2 separate regions of the Homo sapiens genome follow, and region 1 is linked to region 2. The links are chromatin loops, found by intact Hi-C in ENCODE. Cell type or tissue: CD4-positive, alpha-beta T cell. All regions are shown on one strand. Links, peaks and the distances in the headings refer to the core of each region. The heading gives the core; the rest is flanking DNA.

Region 1 (2,930 bases), core at 143-2,642, 370 kb before region 2:
TGGATATATCCAGTACATCTGGAAATCTTTAATACAACAGCTTCCATACAGGTTGAAGAGAACTGTCCATTTTGAGTACAGTACTTTAAGAAAGAAAGTTGGGTGGGAATATTTCAAAGATGAAATACTTATTTTCTAGATTCATCCTAGTCTGAATCCAGACTTGCCAATATACCATCTTAGTGTATGCACAATTTCTTCTAGGATTTATAGACTGTCTACCTCTGGGTATCATCTTAGCGCTCCAAGTGTATGTATAATGTAGGGACACATACAGCTTTTCAGCCATGGGAAAGAGGTGTGTCTGCAGTATAAAATGCTGCAAGGCACCAACGGAATGTTAATGACAAATCAAAGGACAGAGCATCTTTAAATCCTAGGGGAAAATTCAAAGCAAAGAAAATTTGCAAATCAAATTTAAACCAGAAAAAAAGCATACACATAAAAGGTAGGGTTTTAAAAGGTAAAAGCGGCTCTCATTAAAAGTCATTTAAAACACTGAACTGTTTGAGGAATTTCCCTTCCTTGCCCTGTCATGCTCTGTTTTCTTTGAAAAGGCAGAAAATGGGCTATAGTGTCAATGTGTTGTTTAGAAACCTATATCTAGAAAAACTCTAAGAAAGGAGTAAAATAATTTAAATCAAAACCCTTTCAGCCACTAGATATTGTTCTTACTAGATTTTCTTCAGAAAGACAAGTTGGAAAATGGGAACGGCCAAAGGGAAGCACTTGTTTTCCTTCTCACCTCAATATGTGTATAGGGTTGAGCCATTGCTCATCTTGAAAAACTTGGATATGGGACAGTCACACAACAGTGTTGCCTGTATATTGGGCCATAGACTTTGCAAACTATCCCGTAAAATTTATTAGAAGCTCTGAAAAACTTTCACACTTAGAAGAGGCCACTTGATACTAATTGCCTGTGTAATTTTACCAGGGGTCATTTAGAAGGCTTTGGTTTCTAATTTCTGTTTCTCTCAGGAAATGGTTCAATATGATTAGTCATTTTCTTCATATTTGTTCATATTTCCTTATTTCCTGACTTGTGATGGTTTTATTAGGCAAGAGTTGCTTTTGACTCTGGTTGAGATACACATAATCACACTGATATAACTAGAAGTTTTTAAAGCCATGTTTGCATTTAGATAAACAGAATAGATATTAATCCTTTTCAAGTAGAACACTGGGCAAAAATTAGTCCTTTATGTTTCCCGTTATGACTGTGGTATTGTGGTAGATTATATTTTCCTAAGATGTCCACACCAGTACATTCTATCCAACATGATCTTCTTTCCATGTAATACTGACTGATATGGTTTGGCTACGTGTCCCCACCCAAATCTCATGTTGAATTGTAATCCCCAATGTTGGGGGAGGGGCCTGGTGGGAGGTGATTAGATCATAGGGTCGGATTTCCCCCTTGCTGTTCTCATGATAGTGAGTGAGTTCTCATGAGATCTGGTTGTCTGAAAGTGTGTAGCACTTCCCTCTTTGCTTTCTCTCTCCCGCAGCCATCTGAAGGTGTGTTTGCTTCCCCTTCATCTTTCCACCATGATTGTAAATTTCCTGAGGCCTCCCAGCCATGCTCCCTGTACAGTCTGTGAAACTGTGAGTCAATTAAACCTCTTTTCTTCATAAATTACCCAATCTCAGGCAATTCTTTATAGCAGTGTGAGAACAGGCTAATACACCGACTCTTCTCCACCAAGAGATTGGGAGACTCTGCCTTTGAGACATACTTTTCCATTGAGAGATCTTTCCTCCCCATAAAACTGGGCGGACCTATGACTGCATTGGAAGCCACATTACGTACCTGCTAAAGCTGGCCATAAAAGGTGATACGGCTTTCACTTGGTCCTCTTTGGATGCTCACCCTCAGAACCCAGTCGCCATAATACGAGGAAGGCAAACAGCAATTTGGAAAGGCCATATGTAGGTGCCCAGTAGTGCCTTTGCTGAGATTCCAGATGACAACCGGCCTTCATGACCAGACATGTATGTGAATGAGGCTTCAGATTATCCCAGTGTCCAGCCTTCCAGATACCCCAGCAGATGCTGAGTGGAATAGAGATCATCTGTCCTCACTGATTCTACCCAAGTTGCAGAATTGTGAACAAATATAAATGTTTATTTTAAGCCACTAAGTTTTGGGGTTGTTGTTTAGCAATAGATAACCAGAATAATTATCAACCCAAAAAACATCTCACAGAGACAGTAGTAAATACCGCCATGTTACATGTCTATAGACTCTCATAATTCACAAAAATGCTAATGATAGTTATATAAAGTTAATTATAAGTACTATTGATTCGGATTATTTATATGACAAAGAATACAAGTTTAGAGAGTCTGCTTTAAGTGAGATTTTCTTTGGTCACTAGTCACAATTCTGAAAACTGCCTCCTACGTATACCATAAATAATCATAAAAGATCTTTTTATTCTACCCCATTGAAATGTTACACTAAAACGAATCAAGAAAGCTAGTGTAACAAGGACTTGATTTTCTGTGTGGAAAATTTATGTTATGAAATTCTGTAGTCTCCATTCTTTCACTTGTTACCCAACATATTAATTGCCTGAGAAGTTTTAAGGAACAAATACTTTATTCAAAGGTTGATGCCCTTCAAAAAAATGACAGCTGAACAAGGAAACTTTTGATAAAATATCATCTTCCCAAGTAATATTAATGTAGGTCATTTATTATTATTATTTTTAATTACTACAGTGTTGGCCAGGCACGGTGGCTCACGCCTGTAATCCCAGCACTTTGGGAGGCTGAGGCGGATGGATCATGAGTTCAGGAGTTCGAAACCAGCCTGGCCAACATGGTGAAACCCGCTCTCTACTAAAGATACAAAAAATTAGCCTGGCATGGTGGCACGTGCCTGTAATCCCAGCTACCCAGGAGGCTGAGGCAGGAGAATTGCT
Region 2 (2,930 bases), core at 91-2,590:
TGTAAGAATCAAATTAAGTGATGTATCTAAAAGCACCCTGAAAACTAACAGTATTTTTAGAACACATTCAAGGTAGAACAAGCAACTAAAAAAAGTATAAATGAAACTTTTAAAGTTAGCTTTTAAAATGTTTTATTGTGATACTTATTAAATTGAAAAGGGATAAATTATTTTTAAGATTGACATTCTGAAAAATGTAAATGTTTAACCAATCTATAAAACTGTTAAAATATAAGGTACATATTTGTTTCCTCTACTGTGATATACTGAGCACCACTGGATTCTACCCTCTGCAAATCCAGCCAATAGTGAAGACAGTATCCCTGCCACCAAGAGCTTATGCTCTAGGAAAAAATCTCAAGTGTTTAATAACCCCTAACCCCATCTCAAAGCATTAATCAGTTTACATAATGATCATTTAAAGATGGTGAGGACTAGAAATATTATATGCTACATAAATAAAAGACATTTAAGAAAAATGTCTTTAAAAAGTGTTACTATAATTTATGGAATCAGTCTGCATGATGCATATTTATGACAGTCCCTTCTTGGGAAAATACGACTGGAGCATAAGAGTAGTTACATCAGTTTATATTCTCTTTGCTTTCCTTGACAGCAAACAGCATGCACATAAGTACTTCTCAAGGATACTAACCTGGCAGTGCCATCAGATGATGAAGTAAGGATGTAGTGATCATCTTTTGACCAGGAAAGATCATAAATGATATTGAGGTGGCCACACAATTCTCTCATGAAACGTCCAGAAGGAATTTCATATACTAATGAAAATATTTAGAAATTAGGTTTCCAGACAGAAGATCCTTAATCCAATAATATACAAATATATAATTTAATATTATTTAGACATAAGCAGTCTATAACAAAATTATAACCAAAGACATTTGCAGCACAGAGAAAATTTCAAAATTTACTTAAGAATAGTTTTTCTTTTGCTTTACACAAAAATTCACATGCAAAATTTTCAGTTATAATTTTGCTACAATTATCAATTATTTTCATCTCTTTAAAGAAATCCCCTAAGAATCTTTAATAATAAATTTATATCAGTTGAATAATAACATTTACATTGCAATTCACTTATATTCTATAATTTAGGCTTTCATTATTATTTCACCTGAAAATCAACTAAATGCCAACCAAAAATTTAATTATTTGAAGTAAGGAGAAATTTAAATTGTGCTATTGTCAAAAGTAAATTTTAATACTAAAATGAACAGGGATAGTAATCAGGGATAGTATGGGAATTAACAATGACTCAATCAGACACACAAAGCACTGTGGTATTTTACTATATGTTTAAACATACAATGAAATCTAAGATAGTAACACGGAAAAACAAAGTTTCCAAGTCTCTGCTTCCATCTAGTGGTAAAAATCAATTGCCCTTTAAAATACTTAGCAGTTCAGAAATAACAGCAGTCCCCCCTTATGTGCAGTTTCACCTTCTGTGGTTTCAGTTACCCGCAGTCAACCATGGTCTGAAAATATCAAATGGAAAATTCCAGAAATAAATAATTCCTAAGTTTTAAAATGCACATCATTCTGAGTAGTGTTATGAAATCTCATGCCATTTAGCTCCATGTCTCCAGCATGTGAATTATCCTGTGTTCAATGTATCCATGCTATAGATGCTGTCTATCAGAAACTTAGTAGCTGTCTCAGTTATCAGACTGGTTGTCACCCAGTGCTTTTGTTCAAGTAACCCTTATTTTACTTAACGGTCACAAGGTGCAAGAGTAATCATGTTGGCAATTGGCATATGCCAAAGGGAAATGATAAAGTACTTCCTTTGACTGAAAAGGTGAAAGTTCTTGATTTAAAAAGGAAAGAAAAAAAAATCATATGTTGAGGTTGCTAGGATCTACAGTAAAAATCTTCTATCCGTGAAATTGTGAAGAACGAAAAAGAGGTTTGTGCTAGTTTTGCTGTCACACCTCAAACGACAAAAGTAATGGCCTTTAGTGCATGGTAAGTGTTTTGTTAAGATGGAAAAGATATAAATCTGTGGGTGGAAAGCATGAGCATACATGTGTTTCTACTGATGGCAATCGGGTTCAGTACTACTTGAGGTTTCAGGCTTCCACTGAGGGTCTTAGAACATATACCCTATGGAAAAAGAGGGACTACTGTACTTGTGGAATAGCAAAGTAAGAATCTTAGAAAAAATCTCCTCCCCACAGAAGCAACAAGAACACTGGCAAAAACTGGCAAAAATCAACATTCTCAGAACTCTGAAAATTAAGCAAAGCTTACAAAAATTTGAAGAGTATTTAAGAAAAATGGCTGAATTTGGTAAGAACATTGAGCTTTACGGTGTTTTAACTTGCTATGTTCTCATTCCTGTCTCAAACTTTAAAGGAGCCTTAAAAACCAATAAAAATCAAGAGACTGGTTGGGGCAGAACAGGTCTGATGCTCCCTAAAAGCCCCATCCCCAAAGACTTCTCACTATTTGACAGTCTGGCCCTCCAGGAAAGATCCACTGTCAGGGCCTGCCTTTATTTGACCTGGCTCACAGCATGCTCTGGGAGGACAGCCCTAACCCTAAGGTGCATGTCAAAACAACCCGTGGCATCATTTAATATCACAGCTGCAAGTGAGGCTAAGAAGAGGCTCACCAAAGAACTTAAAATAAAAACAAAAAACAAAATGAAACAAAACAAAACAAAAAACCGGGCATGAGATGTCCATAGGGGACACTGATAAACTCCAAAATATTCCTGGGTATCTAGAAGGATTCCCATCCATGTATGTGAAGGGAATATGCACAACCAAGAAAGACCTGACAGGCTTTACTTCTCACTCGGGCTGACGTGAGGAGGCTCAGGACAAACAGAAAGTAAAGCTAAGGCAGAGCTGTAGATTGTGTACCGAAGCATTGAAGGTATACCCCAACACACACAGAGTCTC

The links. Hi-C counts contacts between places; a loop is a spot of excess contacts. Peaks named below come from ENCODE experiments on the same cell type or tissue, not always from the same donor. Only the 100,000 strongest peaks of a DNase experiment are listed, where the experiment ranks them.
Region 1: a loop joins it to region 2, with 2.6 times the contacts of the local background. A loop is called at or near these places in 5 of 110 quality-filtered maps.

The regions. Positions count from the first base shown.
Region 1 is chr6:135,065,572-135,068,501 of GRCh38, forward strand. No RefSeq gene overlaps it. Among named protein-coding and RNA genes, the nearest start is that of HBS1L, 12 kb to the left of the region's middle. RefSeq lists an enhancer at 1,395-1,484. In CD4-positive, alpha-beta T cell, for the core only: no CTCF peak of the experiment used is centred there; a DNase peak (open chromatin) is centred at 1,440.
Region 2 is chr6:135,437,720-135,440,649 of GRCh38, forward strand. It overlaps AHI1 (Abelson helper integration site 1), which reads right to left. Exons shown (of 29, transcript NM_001134831.2): 15 at 656-779. Among named protein-coding and RNA genes, the nearest start is that of AHI1, 59 kb to the right of the region's middle. In CD4-positive, alpha-beta T cell, for the core only: CTCF peaks have their summits at 1,378 (motif pointing left) and 1,579; a DNase peak (open chromatin) is centred at 1,392.